Linked DNA regions of Homo sapiens: all the other regions are linked to region 3. Evidence: read pairs that join two places in POLR2A ChIA-PET (ENCODE). Cell type or tissue: CD4-positive, alpha-beta T cell. All regions are shown on one strand. Each heading gives the region's core, and the rest is flanking DNA. Links, peaks and the distances in the headings are about the cores only. Region 1 holds the start of LOC124901258 (a long non-coding RNA gene). Region 2 overlaps ADTRP (androgen dependent TFPI regulating protein). Region 3 has its middle 4.2 kb from the start of HIVEP1.

Region 1 (5,900 bases), core at 360-5,359, 280 kb after region 3:
GGTGAGCCCCAGTGCCCAGTGGGGAGCTGAGGTGGTTTGGGATTTCGTCCTTCATGAAAAATGCTAAGTTGGTATTTGGTCCACTAAGCCCCATTTTTGCTAGAACAAATCAAATATAGACACTTAAAGGAGGGTGTTTGATGTGATCCTGTTGATGGAAGCATCTCTATTTCTGCTCACGCCCTGGTTAGAGGAGCTCAGACTCTTTGGTGCCTGCCAACCCCACCCTTACGCAGTTTCCAGGGCCCCTGGCTCCTCACAGCCACAGATGGCCATGAAGTTCTACAAACTGCAGACACCCATGGAGACGTTTTAGGGAAGTGGCTATGGGCCCACTGTCAGATGTGCCAGTTTGGACAGTCAAATGGGGAAATGGCATAACACGAATGAGGTAAAGAGCATGGGCTCGGGCCAGAGGGAGCGTGAGAAACGAACATGAGTCAGGAAAACGGCACTGAAGCTGAGCTGGAGAAGCATTTCACCGCCGAAACCATGTTCAAATGACCTAAAAATAGTTCCTGAGACCGTGGGGACCGCCTTACATGTGGTGGTTGCTTTTAGTTATTTTTCAGATTGCAAAATTGAAGAGCTCTCCCCTAAGTGGGAAAATAAAGCTTTGCAAAATAGTAATGACTGCAAAGCTTTCATTTCCTTTGGAAAGCATTAGTCACCTTTAAATATGGTAGCTCACTTATTTCTCCCTTCTCTCCTACCCCAAAACACCTCACCTAGTTCTCCCTGAGGCAGTGGTGAGGAGCAAAAAAATAGAAATGTTCCTTCTGCTGGTTTTTATTCTTTCTTTTATTGAATAAATATTTTCCCTAACACATGGTTGGTCCTGCCCAGAAAAGCAATGTTATATCAGGCCAAGCTTCAGCCTGCAGGGGGTTTATCCTTAATAAGTGGAGATGACCCATGCATACAAATTATAAGTGCAGAAGATGGAAAGTGGTAAAACCTCATAAAAAAAACACAAGGAGCCACAGAAAAGGAAGAGTTTGCATCCAGCTGAGCGGTGTGGGAAGGGCACTGTGGAAGGCATGCATTGGATCTGAGCCCTGAAGGACCGGCAGGATTGGAGCTAGAAAAAATGAGAGAAGGTAAACAAAAGGAGCACAGTCCCAAGGCCAGGAGAGTGCAGAAAGCGTGAGAGCAAGGGTCAGTAATTCTCTTTGCTGGACCTGTTTGTGAAAGAGACTAATGAGAAATATCCCTGGAACTACCCACTCATGAAGGCTTGCAGATGGCAGACTAGAGGATGTTGGACATAGTATAGAAAATGGGAGCATTTGTTGTTGCTGTTGTTTGTTTGTTTGTTTGGAGTGGAAGCAAGGGTGAGCAGTATTTGTAACTTGGCCAGCAAATTATGCTTTAAAATGTCATTCTTGACAATAGTGCTTCAAATAAGTTGGAGTGACAAGAGATGGGAAACAAAATAAAATATAAACCAATATAAAAATAAAAACTAGCCAGCACATTATGTACTTTGATCACAATGTCTTAGTTTTTATGTATGGTTATTTCACAGTTCCAGTGATATCCCCAAGCACCCTTCTGCCTTGGAGGTCTTGGTCCAGTTTTCCAAGGAGTTCCAATAATCTGCTGAGTGCTCACACATGCCCCTGTCGTGCACTGCACAACCCATGCTGCACACTGTTCTGAGCATTGTTCTTACACACAGATAGCAAAACTGTAATCCCCACTGGGTCCAACATCCCCACCTGGCACAGTGTTAAGGGTTAGCACACCATGCCCACTGCTGATGCCAACAGTGTCATTTACCCATCAGCCCCCTGTGTTGGTAGAATTAACAATGTTACTCGCCACAGCAACCACCCCAGCTGGCCTGGAGTGCATCATCACACTGCTCTTGGTAGACCAGAAACCTACTGATGCTGCAGGTGTCCCTGCTAGTGTGTAAAGTATTGCATGCCCCGTACAAACACTGCACAGATATGCAGCTGTCACCCAGCCTTGGGGCAGATGTTTGTAAAGTCCCTTCCCCAAAGTAGTTGCTATGAGGCAAGAGAGAGAATTACTTTCTTTTATACTGTGCTCTCCAGGGTAAGATCCCTCAGCAAAGCTTCCTGGGTTCCCAGAAGTAACAGTTCTTTAAATTCATGCCTCATTTACAAATACATGTACACATCTTACCCTGAGAATACATTAAAAACTGCCAAGGGGTGGACTAAGCTGAGTTCCAGGACCAGCCACCTTGCCATTTCCAGAATCAGCAATTCTCTTCTTCTCTTTCTGGTTTTTATTCATTTTTCTATTGAATAAATATTTTCCCTAACACATGGTTGGTCCTGCTCAGAACCAACCATGTTGTGAACTCCCTACCAGAGCCACTGTTACCGTTTCCAAAATATGACCTTCAACTGAGATCATCCAGGTCAACCATAGCTTTATAACCTCAACTCAGCAGGGATTGGAATCTCAGCACCATTTTCCACAGAAGAAATCCTTACCCTACCTGTAAATTCATATATGAAAATTAATTAAAAAGATGCCACACAACACATCCTTGTTGTCAACATGCGGGGTCCAGCCCAGCCAGGATCCAAACTGAAGAGGGATGGAGGTGGAGGACTAGGAGAGGAGAGGGTATCTCATCTCCTGCTCTTCTCATCTTTCCTGTTCAAACCTTAGTTCTTATTCAACCAAAATGCCTGTAACAGAAATCAGAAATAATAACGGCATGAAGAGAGTAAAACTGTAGAATCAGAAATGAGAGACATGCCTGAGACACATTGTTGAAACAACAGAATAGGTTTTATGGATTGATTGACATGTACCACACAAATGAAAAGGAAAAATTAGGATAATTCTAAAAATTTTAAGTTAGTAGACAAGAAAAATGGTGATTCCATTGATAGATGAAAATGAATTGTGAAAGTAATCGTCTTGGGTATAAGTAAAACAGTCAGTTTAATATCCCATATCTAGGTCTCATTTCAAAAATACTCTGGTTTAATTGGTTCAGGATATGCCCTCAGCATTGGAATTTTTAAGGCCCTCAAGTCAATTCTAATTTTGAGACAAGATTGAGAATCACCTGCCTGGAGGAATTTCCATTCAGAAATTCAGACCCTGCAGTCTCAAGAAAGATGGGGCTGAGGAGATGCAGCTAGTTGAACCCTCGTGGAGTGACAAGATTGCTGGAAAGAGAGAGAGGAGAGAGGGAAGATAAGTAAGAAGCAAACACCAGGGAAAGGCCCTCCTCTCAGGGACAGGAGGGGGAAGGAGCAGCAAAGGTAGCAAGGAATTACCAGGTAGTAGAAGGGCAGGAAGTTAGAAAACCATGGGCCCTGAAGGCAGAGAGGCTTCAAACTGGAAGGGGGTGTCTCAGGGAGGGGTTGGGCAACAGCTCTAAATGCCGTGATGAGGTTGCCACCCCAATGACTCTCATCACTGCCGACACCTCAACATCTAGGTAAACTATTTGACTAACACTCTAGCCTTGCAGTTTCTCCTGACTCTTTCTGTTTGATTTATTCTCCTGGGCTGGAAAGACGTGACCTGAGGGTTAACACCGAAAGAAAGAATTATATGCCCAAAGCCCACAAAACTCCGTTATCTGTTTATCTGCCACCCACAGACGTCGGTATTTCTCTACTGATAAGACGCAGAAGTTATGAATTTCTTGACAGCCATTATAATGCTCTAAGATTTAGGATAAGGAGACCCTAAAAGATTAATTTTTGGCTGCCATTTGGTGCCCACCCAGTCCAACTCACAGAGGTTCACGTAGCAGATGGCTCAAGAAAGATGTGAAATTGCTCTTTGAACTGAGGGGCAACGTCATTGGCCTCTTCAAAGTATTAGTAAAGTGAGATTAACCAAAACTTGAAAGGCCACTGGGTACATTTCCAAATTTCCAGAGCCTGTGGTGGTCTTGGTGAGTCAGGCGACTGAGAGCCGTCCATAGCAGTGTCCTACAGAGCCACCCAACACAGCCATTCATTTCAAAATTCAAAGAACCTGCTGCATTTTGGGCACTTGGCAAATAAATGTGCCTGACAGAGACAGTCCCTGCCCCTGCAGAGCTTTCAAGCTAGTGAGAAAAACAATCAAATAAGTAACAAAGGTAAGTTCCAGGGTGGAGGAAGCACCTGGCGTAAGCATTTACCCGAATCAGGGTTGGGGGAGAGAGCTTCAGGAAATCTTTTCTAGAGAAATAGACTTTTAAGCTGAGATTTGAAGCGTGAGTAAGATTCAGCCAGACACAGGGCAAAGAGAAGTAGGTTCCAGGAAACAAAAAGGTCAGAGGTGTACCCAGTGAAGACAACAGCAGGTGTGAAAGCCAAGAAACTGCAGCGCTCAGTTCACTCAAGAAACAAAGGGGTTCAATATGGATGGACTGCAGATCTCCAGATGGAAGCGGGGCATGGCCAGGCCAGGTAAGCAGCTGGGATCCTGGGATTCACTGCAGGCAGGGGAGGGCTGTGGACAGAGCTCGCTTTTAGGAAGATTACCGGATTACTGATGGCTTGCAATAGGGGAAGTGGGTTGAAAGGAGCAAGAAAGCCTAGTTGGTAGACAATGACAGAAACCCAAATGGAATGAAGGAGGCTGAAGGAAGATTGTGAAATGTGTGCGCTGAAGAAACATTTAGAAGGAAGTTTAGTATAGATATGATTTCATGGGATCAAACTTGGGGGCAAGATTGAATGGAGGGCTGACATTGGCTGAAATAGAAGACATGTTGAATGCAAAGTTCCCTCCCTCCCTCCCTCCCTCCCTCCCTACCTACCTCCCTCCCTCCCTGCCTCCCTTCCTTCCTTCTTTCCGTCCTTCCTTCCTTCCTTCCTTCTTCTTTCCCCTCTCTCTTCCCACCTTCCCCTCATATTCAGGCAAGCCATAAAGAAGTGATGTCAACTAACAGTGTGACTCTGTCCTCATTCACGCCTCTCTGCTGAGTACCCTTGGTAAATTACTATCATCTTGCCTCATACTCTGTATCTCTGTTAATTTTCCTACTGTCAGGTACCACACCTATAACTTTCCTTACACTTTATCTGTGAAAGTACACAATTCATTAGCTTACCTCGGGAACTTTCTTTTACAAGCCTTATGCTGAAGGAAACAAACATGAAGTAAACAGAAATTTTCCAAGCCTCTGGGGGGATGTCCTTATTTATAGACTATCTTACATAAATGTGCATGGGAATTCAGAAGCCCTAATTTCAACTATATAAAGTAAACAAAGTGAACTAAGTGATGCAACTTTTTGGAGTACATTCAGAGCTCCTCACTGACTCCAAACTCCTAGCCCTATCTACTTGAAACTGTTTATTTTCTATGCCATATACCTTCTTTGTCCTGCCATGAGAAGTAGCCATGCAGGTAAGAATCACTGTGGGCATCCTGTAATGCATCCATGGAACGCATATCTTAAAGAACTCTAGGCTGGCCATGGTGGCTCATGCTTGTAATCCCAGCACTTTGGGAGGCTGAGGTGGGCGGATCACAAGGTCAGGAGTTTGAGACCATCCTGACCAACATGGTGAAACCCTGTCTTTACAAAAAATACAAAAATTAGCTGGGCATGGTGGCGCACGCCTGTAAACCCAGCTACTCGGGAGGGTGAGGCAGGAGAATCGCTGAACCCAGGAAGCGGAGCTTGCAGTGAGCCGAGATTGCACCACTGCACTCCAGCCTGAGCAACAGAGTGAGACTCCATCTAAAAAAAGAAAAAGAATTCTAATATTAGTAACAATGATGATAATTATTGTTTGTTCTAGTCACCTCATTCTCAATCTGGGAGGAACATCCAGACAAGTTTGGGAAAGCAGAGTGATACCAGCAGGGCCCAGGCGAGGAACTAAATGCCAACCCTACATTTATATGACCCTAAAATTGACACCTCCTTAGATACATTTAAATTGTGGTAAAAG
Region 2 (5,900 bases), core at 531-5,530, 290 kb after region 3:
CTCATTCTCTCGCCCAGGCTGGAGTGCAGTGGCGCGATCTCCAATCACTGCAAGCTCTGCCTCCCAGGTTCATGCCATTCTCCTGCCCTCAGCCTCCCAAGTAGCTGGGACTACAGGCACCTGCCACCACGCCTGGCTAATTTTTTGTATATTTAGTAGAGATGGGGTTTCACCATGTTAGCCATGTTTTCAGTTCTTTTGGGTGTGTACCCAGAAGTGGAATTGCTGGATCAGATGGTAATTCTATTTTAATTTTGGGGAGAACCACCATATAGTTTTCCAAGGCAGATGTACCATCTTCCATTCCTACCAACAATGAACAAGGGTTCCAATTTCTCTATGTCCTTACTAACACTTGTTATCTTGTCTTTTTAAAAAAAATATAGTATCCATCCTAATGAGTGTAAGACAATATCTCACTGTCATTTTGATTTGCATTTCTTCTAGTTATTAGTGATGTTGAACATCCTTTCATGCATTTGTTGGCCTTTTATGTATCTTCTCTGTAAAAGGTCTATTCAAGTCCTTTGTCCATTTTTAATTGAGTTATTTGGGTTTTTTGTTATTGTTGAGTTACAGGAATATTTTACATATTTTGGATATTAACCCCTTATTAGAGATATGATTAGAAATATTGTTTCCCATTCCATGGATTGCCTTTTCACACTGTTTATTGTGTCCTTTGTTGCAGAGATGATCCCTTAAGTTTTACACCCTAGGGCCTCTCTTGCTTCACCCTACTCCCGGTCCTGAATATAGCCCTTGACTCTTCCACAAACCATTTAACAAACTTCAAGTATTTGAAATGACAGAGATCACCCTTGGGTTTCTGAAAGTTTAAGCACAGAATTTCATTCTTCCATCTGAATTCCTTTGACAACGTGGGATATTCAAATTTAAATATTGTTTTTGAAGCATAACCTGGCCTATCCTAATTGCTACAAGAGATCAGCAGCTTCAAAGAAGGCTTTCTGAGAGCACTCCCATTGTGCCATCCCTCAGTGGAGATGGAAGCTTTTGAACTCTTGTCAAATATTACAATGTGCCAAGCACTGTTCTGTGTCTTTTACATGTGTTAACTCCCGTAATCTTTACAACAGCCTTAGAAGGTGTATGCTGTTTGGATCTTCACTTTACACATTGAGGAGATGGGGACAGAAAGGTTGATGAAATTGCTGGAGGTAACATAGCTACTAGGTGGCAGAGCTGGGGTTTGAATCACAGAAGCCCAGTTCCAGATTCTGTGCTCCTAACCAATGATGAACTGTAGCTGATGCATCAGCTTCCCCACATTTAATTTTTTAAAGTTATTTCAGACTTTGGCACCTTCCAGTGCAGTTGGTTTCCAGCAAACTGCATTTTTAGGCTTCACTTAGACATCATGGCTCTTCTCCTAGCATTTCTTTTCCTTCTCTCGGCTTCCAGAAATGACTTACAGCCTATCCTCACATAAGCAAGATCTGAGCCTCCCTGCAAATCCATGCATTACTGCCTAACACTCTATTTATGGCTATATGCATGAGTGAAAATCAGGGCCGACAGTTAAATCCTAGGCATATTGTGTTAGGGCAATAACGCTCTATCTCTGCTCCCTCATCCCCGCAGACTTGGAGAGCTAAGGGAAAGCTGCACCTGATTCTTAGATCCAAAAAAGCAAACCCCACTTCTCTGGCTTAGAGCCAGCAAAATCAATGCCATAATAGCAGGTTCAATGTCTCAGCAGGCCATACCTCTCAGGGAAAGGGATCATTCATGTTCCCACATACTCTCTTTAGTTCTTTAGCTAACGATGGTTCTATGTTTGTTTGTTTGTTTGTTTGTTTGTTTTTGAGACAAAGTTTCACTCTTGTTGCCCAGGCTAGAGTGCAGTGGCGTGATCTTGGATCACTGCAACCTCTGCCTCCCAGGTTCAAGCGATTCTTCTTCCTCCGCCTCCCTAGTAGCTGGGATTACAGGCCTGAGCCACCATGCCCAGTTAATTTTTTGTATTTTTAGTGGAGATGGGGTTTCATCATGTTGGCCAGGCTGCTCTCGAACTCCTGACCTCAGGTGATCCACCCCCCTCAGCCTCCCAAAGTGCTGGGATTACAGGCATGAGCCACAGTGCCTGGCCCTATGTTCTCTTATATTTTTTCACCAATGTTGAATTTAAGTGGATTAGGTAAAACAGCCCAGCCCAGCCCATCAAACAGCATGTCTTATTGAATCAAGTTGATTTACCCAGAAAAGCCTCACTTCTTTAGGTTTGTGGGAATACTACAGCTGTTGACAAACGTCCCTGATGGGTTCTCTTCCCCTGCCTGGGTACCAGTACCTCATTAATCCTGATGAGAAAATGGCTTGTTTTTCTCCTCCTGCTATAACCACCACGACTTCTTATTTCCTGCAGCATCCTATGGCTCTACTTTGAGACGGGTACCTGGGTGTATCCTGTGTTTGCCAAACTCAGCCTCTTGGGTCTAGCAGCTTTCTTCTCTCTCAGCTACGTCTTCATCGCCAGCATCTACCTACTTGGAGAGAAGCTCAACCACTGGAAATGGGGTCAGTGTATTTCTTTCTTAGCTACAGATGCGCTTCTTCCGTGTCTGCCTCTCCCCTTCACCTGGAAACAGAAAGAAAAACTAGCCGCAAACAGAAGCAATGATGCTTACTGTCTTTGTCCAAAGTACTCAGACAGGTCCTGCCAAGAGGTCCTGCCAAGGCAAGAGGACAGCGTTGGGGGTGGGGCACTCTTTTAAAGGACCCCATCAAAGGATCTCCCCTCCTCCCCCAAACAATGTGTCATTTAACTTTAGAGCTAAAAATAATCTTCTTTAGAAAGCCCAGGACCTAGAGAACAAGGTATTACCATCCCTAGCATGAATAAATAAAATCAGGGGTCTCCCCCTAACCCAAGTGAGGGCTCCAGGGACACAAGCTTTGAAAATATCAAGGTTTCATTTTGAGGGAAGTGAGTCCAGATAGCCCTCTCAGCTCCTCCCACCTCCTCCCAACTCAGCAGTACCTCATTAGGCTGCTCCTCAGCCTTCCATAAGACATTTACCAGATGAAATCACATCCTAGACTTGAGATTGAAATCCTCATTCAGACAGAGTCTTCAGCAATGAGAATATGTCAGTAAGTTAAGCTTTCTCGTTATAGGTGGGTACAATCCTGTTGCTTCTTCCTAAGAAAAAAAAATCATCTTAACTTAGTTAATTTTAAAATGGAAGATTTCATTCTCCTTCCTGCTTCCTCTCTCCCCACCCCACCCCAGAATATTTTTTTATTGTTGGAAAAGTAACTACCAGAAAGTCAGGCTGTAAAACACCCATGACTTGCTTCCCTACCCCAGGAGAAGCGCAGGAACTCTACCCTGATTCTGTATATAAGGATGGCAAAGAGTCACACCCAGTCCCCCACATCACTCGCCCACATGCCATTCTGTTCTATCAAAATAGAGATGGCAGAAGTGCCATCTTCCGCCCAATCTATGAACTGGTGTGAAAACATAAGCCCGTGTATGCAAAAAAAACCTGACAGTTTCAGAAGGTTCAGTACCAGAGTGTGCGTTTCTGAGAGGAAGCTGAGACCCTGGAGAAATAAGCACGCAACTTGGATGTATCACATGTTTTCTACTCTTGGAGAATTTGACTGGTTTAAGAAACTCTCAAGGGCAAAATTCTCTTTGAAAGCAAACACTTAAAAAAATGGAATACTAAAAATTACTTCCCAATCAGGATTCCAAATCACAGAAAATTATCGCAAAAAAAAAAATGTGTTGACATTTCAGATGTGTTGACATATAATTCTAACTAGTTTTGGCTCCTTGAAGTTCTGGGTAAAGATTTCTGATGCCTCCCCAAATCTCTCTCTCTCTATATATATTTAAAGAAGCTTTAAGATATAGGAAGTACAGAGAAAAACTTGATTACTTAGAGCTTAGAGAACAATAACTTTTAAAATCAATTGTATTGAGTTCAATAATGTATTGAGTTAATTTTTAAATTGTTACTCTATGGTGAATTTTAAACATCCATTGAATTAAAAAACAAAATTATCATCATATTTATTATTATTGAAATTACTATTCTCAATACAACGTTCTTAACAAGCCTCATTGTTTAAGTACTGCATCCAATTTTTAACTATAATTAGGTCTCAATAAACAGATAAGCTGGCATCATATGGACCCTCAACTACCTCATGTACATGCAAGTTTTCAAGTAGAAAGAGACGATTGTAAATGACTGTACTTACCTCTCGAGGTCTTTCTAGATTTTTAACTTTTTAAAGAAGAGAAAGGGTAAAAGGTCCTATTTAACATCAGAATAAGATCAGAAATGTATTAAATCTTGAACAGATCTTTATTAATTATAAATAATTTAATACGAATTAAAGAAAAATTAGATTTGTTAAAGTTGCAATGCAGTGAACACTTTTACATTGCTGAAAGCTAAATAACCTATGTGAACACATTTCCCCATGTCCTATTCTACTGAAAACACTTTCTAAGGCTTCCCCCAATTGACTGAAGAAAGTCCACACCCTTGGAATGACACACAAGGGCCTCTGTGACCCAGTCCCTGCTTTGGCTTTTGCTCTTCTATATGTGTGCCCCAGTGGCACCAAACTGCTGGTTTTCCCTCCACGTTGATGTTGTTTCTTACGTCCACGGGATTCTGTGTCTCCTCCAGTCTTTGCCTGGTTCATACTCATGCATTTCAACACTCGCCTCTTCCAGGAAGCCTTCCCTGGTCAGCCCAGGTTGGACTTCATGCCCTTCCCAGTGCTTCCCCCTTTACCTCCCAGTCACCAGACTTACCATTTTATCATGACTGCGGTTTTACTACTGCTTTAGGGATTTGTTTTTCCACTAGACCTCGGGTGTCTTACGAATTAGGGGTATGTCTTGTTCATCTCAAGATCCACTATTTCCATTAGCTTTCTCGTTGCCTCAATCAGTGCAGACAATAGAATATCCAAGGGCCTTTTTTCCTAGGTGTAAAGTACAACTTTTTGCAAAGGTGTTCTGGAGACAGCAGATAAGGAGTGACTCTAATGGCTGTAGAGTATTGGGCAGGGAGTTTAAGGAGTATAGGAGGGTGATGACAAGGCGTACCAGTTAGAGAGTTGTTGAAGACATGCATGTTAGGGCAGAAAGTATTAAACAGGGGAAAGAGCACTGGAATAGGAATCAAGAAAGCCACGGTAGATCGAGACCATCCTGGCTAACACAGTGAAACCCCGTCTCTACTAAAAATACAAAAAATTAGCCGGGTGTGGTGGCGGGCGCCTGTAGTCCCAGCTACGCGGGAGGCTGAGGCAGGAGAATGGCATGAAACCAGGAGGCGGAGCTTGCAGTGAGCCGAGATCGCGCCACTGCACTCCAGCCTGGGTGACTGAGCAAGACTCCATCTCAAAAAAAAAGAAAAGGGTATATCCCTCACCTGGCCGCAAACCAACCATGTATTCTGTGGCAATGCACTTCAATTCCTCAGTGATCAGACAGCCTCTAAGTAGAGTGACCACCAAGCCCAGGTGGCCTGAGATGATCCCTGTCTATTCCTGCTGTGCCAGTATTCATAAGGTTTAATATTGTCTAGGCTTGGGCACTCAGTTGACTGGTTCCCCTACTAGTGAGCCTTTCTCCAGATCTTCAGTTCTGGAAACTTATAGATAGCCACGTATTCTGTCCAAAGCCAGAGCTAAGCCTATGTTTTCCCTCCTTCCACAGCCTGAGCCCCCTTTGATGACAGGAGAAATTCAAATGAATGCTTTAGGGAGGCAGTCGGGGGCTGTGGTTAGAAGAAAAGTTCTGGTGCCAAACTGCCTCAGTCTCTATCTTGGCCCTGCCACTTGTACCTGTGACACTGAGTGAGACACTGAAGGTCTCTGTGCCCCAGCTTTCTCTTGTCCTA
Region 3 (5,900 bases), core at 232-5,231:
GTTATTCCAGAGGCCGCTCCAAAGCCCCGCTGGTGCTTCCCAGTGCCGAAGCTGCGAGCGCAATTAACCCCTGCCTGCCAGCCTGACAGCTTATAGGGCCAACCCGGGAGGGGACTTCGGGGACAGAAAAGGGGGGTGCGGGGCTGGTCGTCGGACCGGGCTCCAGGGAAGAGGGGAGAGCGTGAAAGGGGAAGAGGGAGTAATTAGCATGAACCAAGGTGTGACCCCGGCTGCTAGAAAGCAGTAGAGAAAGCAAGGAGTGGAAATCCATGGCAAAGCAGTGAAGAGGGGCTGGACCAGGGTAACGAAGGTTTTCAGGGTTAGACCTAAAGAACGTTCGCAGTTTGGGGCACAGAAATTCCACAGGTCCACCTCAAGAAGCAAAAGTGGCTGGTTTAACGGGCCACCTCAAACTTGAGAGGAATAAGGTGAAACAAAATTGATGCAAAAAAAAAAAAATCCCTGATGAAACTAAACTGGTTTCCCCTTTTAAGGAATAAAAATGCTAAACGACCATACAACCACTAAGACAGCTGGCCATCTGTGCAAACTTGAATTGTTTTGTTCCCTTGGGCTTCCATAACGACGTCTAGGTTTTTCCTGCTGGAGTTGACCCCTAAAATTCCCCTGAGGAAATCGTACCTCTGGCTCATTTGAGCTAAGAAAAGCTCAAACCACCAGAATGGGAATGATTAAAAATGGAATACTCAGTAATGGCGAGTGTGTAGCCAAAAATAATATCATGTAAAGGGAGAAATATGCCTACTACAAAGTAAATTTGGTTATAAAAGCAAAGATCATCCAACTGTGTACATGTACAATTATGTCTAGCATACTAATGCTAACCCTACGATGAAATAATGCAATTTTTATTTTCATTGTGCTATAACCATCTCTCATTTGTGAAATGAAATGATATCCAATAGGTTGCAATCACCAAAAAAGTATATAATGTAACTTCCCAACTGGGTTATTTGAATCCAAAAGTAAACATGCATTTAACTGTGAACGTATAGCTATTAATCTGTCAGGAGAAAGGTAATGTGATAATGAGTGAAGTTTGTATCACTTTGGAAGTGAAAAATGCTAACTGAATGAATAACGTTTAACCCAATAATTGTTGAGCACAACATACTGTCAACACAATGTTTATGTAGGATTCAGCATTACTACGAACTTTCTAACAAAACATACATGCAATTTCGAATTACGATAGGTAAATTTTGACATTTCAACTATTTCCTTGAGCAGCAAACCGATATTAAACTTTTATTTGAAATATATACAATACAGAATAGTTTCCTAGTAAGTTTTTGAATTTTCTAAATGCAGTTTCTTTTCCTAATTCTGCCTACAATTCTTCCCAGATATCAGGATGCAGGGAAACCTGGCTATACTATAAAGTAGCTTCTTTAGGCTTGTTTTGTGGCAAATCCAATATATTTTCTCAAAATGTATCAAATAAACACAGCGTGGGAAAAAAATGAAGCAGAGGGTGAATGTGGAGGATGAATGTGAATGGTAAACTGCAGTTTCAACTGTCAAAAATCCTGGGACAATGCAGGAGCAAGTGACCATTCTCTGCCCCCAAAAAAGAGGGGGCTCCTGGAGGTCCATTTCTCTATGGTTCCATCCCCACCGTCCGCGTGAACGCTTCTGGAGCCCCCCTTGGGGAAAGTGGGGTTCGAGGGAGGATAGTGTCACTGAAAAGCTCAACACACGTTTTTCTTGGCGAACAGTTTGGAGAGGGCACAAAGTCCACCCCGGAGCCGCGTCCACTGGGCCCCGCGCCACCCTGCCCGCCCCCGCCGCTGCGTCCACGGCTCGGGTTCCCACGCGGCCGCCCGGCCGGGCCCGGCTCAGGCACCCCCCTGGCGCGGCCCCGCGGCCCCGGCCCTCCGCCCAGCGCGCGGCCCGGCAGCGCCGCCGCCGCCGCCGCCGCCGCCACCGCCACGCGGAGATCCCGGAGGTTCCTCCCCGCCGGCCGCCGGGTCACGCCGCTCGTCCCTCCCCTCGGCCCTCCGCCCTCCGCCCTCCGCGCGCGCTGGGCTTTCCCATCCACCGGCCGAATCCCCTCCTCCTCTGGGCAACCCGGCGACAAAACCTTCCCCGCACGCCCTGCCAACTCTGCCCCACGCCCAGGCTCTTCCCAAGCCAGGCGCCAGACAAAAGAACCGAGAGAAAAACTTACCCGAACTGCAACACAAAAGTCTGATCCAAAGCTTCCTGGGTTTAACTTTTAATTTTAAAAACAAAAAAGCAGAAACCAAAAGCCTCCTAGGTTGGAAGTGGGCGTGAGAGGAAATGCTAGAGGGAGGCGCTTCATTCCCCGGGCTGCCTGTGCCCCCCTTTCTGGCCCCTGCCCGGGGCTTTGATGTTATCTAGTGCACCGCCTCCATCGGTTTCTACCTTGGGCTCTGCGCCGCCGAGAAGATAGACAGATCTTCCGCACTTCACTTGCAGGTTCTGAGAGAGGCAAGCAGGTAGTCGCGGGAAAGGACCCACACTCCTTAGCCCCGCAGTGAGAGAGGAACATTTGCACGGGCTTCCTGTTGCTACCTGGACTGAAATGAACAATCCACCCCTCTAGTGATCCTGGAGACTTGCACCGTATGGTCTTTCCTGCTAGACGCACAGCGGGAGGCCTCCTACATTAGATTCATTTTCCCTCCACCCGTAGCACAAACTTGTAAGATGGTGGTGGAGTATGTTTCCTGAGGCTTTGTTCGGGTTTTAGATCTCAGTTTGGAAGGTAAATATTATTTCCCTTCTGAGACAGTCCTGCAGCCTTGAAAAGACAAGAATAAAAATCTAAAGGCAACAAATTCTATAACATGCTTTCCATACACCATAAATTCCCTTATGGGTCAAAATATCCGCACACTTTCCCCTCACGTTATGAAAAGCTTGTAACTGTTGATTTTCTTTTGTCTGGACACTAGCAGACACTGGATATAGTTTTTCATTAGGTTAGCAGTCTCGGGACCATCACTAACAAAACACTACAACAAAGAATTTTTTTTTTTTTAACAGATTACTAATAAAGAAGGACGGCAGTGTCTAGCAATCAGCCTTACCTGTGCCTCCACTTTACACCAACAGAAGCTTGTGTTCAGGCCTTGCCCTCTGGAAGATTACAAATTAATGGAGACAGGATAAACACATGGAAAAATACCTAGAGGGAAAAAAAGATATAAGAGGCTTATAAACAGAGCCAATTAAAGTTATACAGTTATTTACATGATCGCTGAGAGGCTTCTGCTTGAGTAGAGGACGGGGTGAGCAGAGTCCCATCCTGGGGGTGAGTTCTCAGTGGGATATTGAAGGAGAGAAAGTTCACGATTTGGCAGTGGTGGAAGTACAGCATTCTAGAGGAGGGAAATAACTTGAAGGTGAGAGCAAGTGAACTGTGTGTGATGGTTTTTCCACCGAGAGCAGAAAGTCTAAGCAAATGGGAAACAAGTAACACCCATGCCAGGACACTTGAGAGTGAAAGGGAAGGTATTAATAATTATACTCAGGGCCGGGCGCAGTGGCTCACGCTTGTAATCCCAGCACTGTGGGAGGCCGAGGGGGGCGGATCACAAGGTCAGGAGATCGAGACCATCCTGGCTAACACAGTGAAACCCTGTCTCTACTAAAAATAGAAAAATTAATTGGGCGTGGTGACGGGCGCCTGTATTCCCAGCTATTCGGGGGGCTGAGGCAGGAGAATGGCGTGAACCAGGGAGGCGGAGCTTGCAGTGAGCCAAGATCACGCCACTGCACTCCAGCCTGGGCCACAGAGCGAGACTCCGTCTCAAAAAAAAAATCATGCTCAGATGAGAGATGTACACCTGGATTGCCCCGGGGCCATTGGGAAGGGTGGGTTCTCTCGTAATGAGCTAGGAAGACAGAATGGGCAGGCAACAGGCAACCAGAGAAGAGCCTACTCAGTCATCATTTGGAAGGAATTAAGACATGATATTACAAACAGTTGGTAGCTATTTGGAGACATCTGGCCTGAGAATGGTCTTTTTAAGGAAAGTTATTGTTACTGATGGATTTAGGATCGATATGGAGGCTGGTTACAAAAACTGCAGTAACATTAGCAGTTGTAATAATGGTAGTGGTAGTGATTAACAGCTATTGAGCGCTTACGACTTGCCGGGTTTTCCTATATAAACTCATTTAGTCCCCGCCATAAACCCACACTGTAGATGAAGAAACAGAGGCTTAGAAATGCTACATAGTCTTCCGGAAGCTACAGAGCTGGTAAATGATAGAACTATGATGGGGATCCAGAAAATATTCAGATGCTCAAAGTTTAAAGATTATATTTTGTGAAAACCAGATTTCAATAACTTTATAATATTCTACATCAATGGAGAGAATAAGAAAAGGGAATTTTTTAAAGTTTTTCAAATTTCGATGTGTCATGAAAATGATGGGCATCCTGGCATGGTGTGAGGCTTAAGGAAAAGAAGAGAAAATGTGTTTGATTTTAACCATGTCTTGTTTTTAGAAGGATGATTTAATTCACATTTACGCCAGTACTGATACTGTTACCTGTAGGAGACGTGCTATTAGAGCAAACCACATCTCATTGAAAAGCCTCTCTTTCAATGGCAAGTAACGACAGTTTAATGGATATTATTTGGTGTACTATCTGTGAAGAGGGGAAAGAAAACTAGATGTGATTGATACCTGCAGTTCCTGAAAGAATTCCTCATAAGCTATGTCCACAAGTGGCATACTGAGGAACCCTAGAGGAAGAATAGCATTCAATGAAAATGACCCAACCTCATCTGTGATCTAACAAGGTGGTATTTTTGTTCCAGTGGGCCCTGAGTTAATACAGTGTCCCACAGTTCTAGAGGCTGGGAGTTCAAGATCAAGGCATCAGCAGGGTTGGCTTTCTCCGAGGCCTGTCTTCTTGGCTTGTAGACTGCCACCTTCTCTCTGTGTCCTCACATGGCCTTTCCCAGGTGTAGTGCTTATACAGAGAGAGGGAGCACTGGCTCTTTGGTGTCTCTTCTTTTAAGGTCGCTAATCCCATTAGATCAGTACCCCACCCTTATTACCTAATTTAACCTTAATTACCTCCTAAAGACTCTATCTCCAGATACAGTAACATTGGGGGTTAGGGCTTCAACATATCAATTGGGATGCTGGGGGGACAATTCAGTTCATAGCAGATACCAAGAGTATATTTACATAGAATTGTAGATAGAGTTAATGCCGGCCTAGGAAAGGGGCTTGTCAGTTGCTTGAGGAGGAGCCGAAAGACTTCATTCTAGACTTTCTTATTTCCATGAAGAATTACTCCTAAATAACTCTTAAAACATTGTTGTGTAAATACTCTTTCACATTTCTAGTAAAATGGTTCTCAAACCTCCTGTGGAAAGCCGTCTTGGTGCACACCTTTAGTGTGTTATAAATAAAGTGATTTTGTCGATTGCCAAAGGATTTAAGGGTTTTATTTTCCCCATTGTAATCACAATCTGAACACATGTAAATTAAACATGATATGTCCTATCTCAAGTGTGGATACCCCCTCCCCTATCCCATAGTCTCTGCCTCATCATCATTCATTAATTTCCTTTATAACATCGCACAGTCTACAATTATCTTATTGGTTTCCATGTTTATTATCTCTCAACCCTCTACTAGACTATGAGGGCCATGAGTGAAGTGGCAATGCTTTGTTCCTCTCTGTCTCCCCAGCACCTAGAACAGTGTTGAAATAAATGTGTGTTGAATGAATGTTGTAGTCTGAGGCCTGCTCACCTTCCAGTTTAGTTGCTAAGCCTTTCATATCAACTTAATTGCTTTCTTGCTTTTGCATTTTTCTTTAAACATCCTTTTTAAATGTTCTGGACTCAAAATTATTATATATAACACAGTTAAAGGGGATCTGC

Evidence for each region. Peaks named below come from ENCODE experiments on the same cell type or tissue, not always from the same donor. Only the 100,000 strongest peaks of a DNase experiment are listed, where the experiment ranks them.
Region 1: POLR2A ChIA-PET joins it to region 3 with 18 read pairs; 10 of 35 experiments call an interaction of 5 or more read pairs at or near these places.
Region 2: POLR2A ChIA-PET joins it to region 3 with 10 read pairs; 10 of 35 experiments call an interaction of 5 or more read pairs at or near these places.

What each region holds. Positions count from the first base shown.
Region 1 is chr6:11,726,830-11,732,729 of GRCh38, reverse strand. The region is part of intron 4 of ADTRP (androgen dependent TFPI regulating protein); the gene reads left to right. LOC124901258 (a long non-coding RNA gene) reads right to left here and starts at 5,565. Exons shown (of 2, transcript XR_007059452.1): 1 at 5,316-5,565; 2 at 1,483-2,672. RefSeq lists enhancers at 1-62, 343-642, 3,027-3,196 and a cis regulatory region at 3,111. In CD4-positive, alpha-beta T cell, for the core only: no CTCF peak of the experiment used is centred there; DNase peaks (open chromatin) are centred at 419, 1,859, 3,399 and 4,139; H3K4me3 peaks cover 1,807 bases; H3K27ac peaks cover 3,444 bases.
Region 2 is chr6:11,719,990-11,725,889 of GRCh38, reverse strand. It overlaps ADTRP (androgen dependent TFPI regulating protein), which reads left to right. Exons shown (of 6, transcript NM_032744.4): 5 at 2,390-2,541. Among named protein-coding and RNA genes, the nearest start is that of ADTRP, 56 kb to the left of the region's middle. RefSeq lists an enhancer at 2,477-3,676. In CD4-positive, alpha-beta T cell, for the core only: no CTCF peak of the experiment used is centred there; a DNase peak (open chromatin) is centred at 3,449; H3K27ac peaks cover 711 bases.
Region 3 is chr6:12,005,167-12,011,066 of GRCh38, reverse strand. It overlaps a transcript of HIVEP1 not described here. Among named protein-coding and RNA genes, the nearest start is that of HIVEP1, 4.2 kb to the left of the region's middle. RefSeq lists an enhancer at 160-704 and a silencer at 1,778-1,897. In CD4-positive, alpha-beta T cell, for the core only: no CTCF peak of the experiment used is centred there; DNase peaks (open chromatin) are centred at 2,026 and 2,366; H3K4me3 peaks cover 2,696 bases; H3K27ac peaks cover 2,591 bases.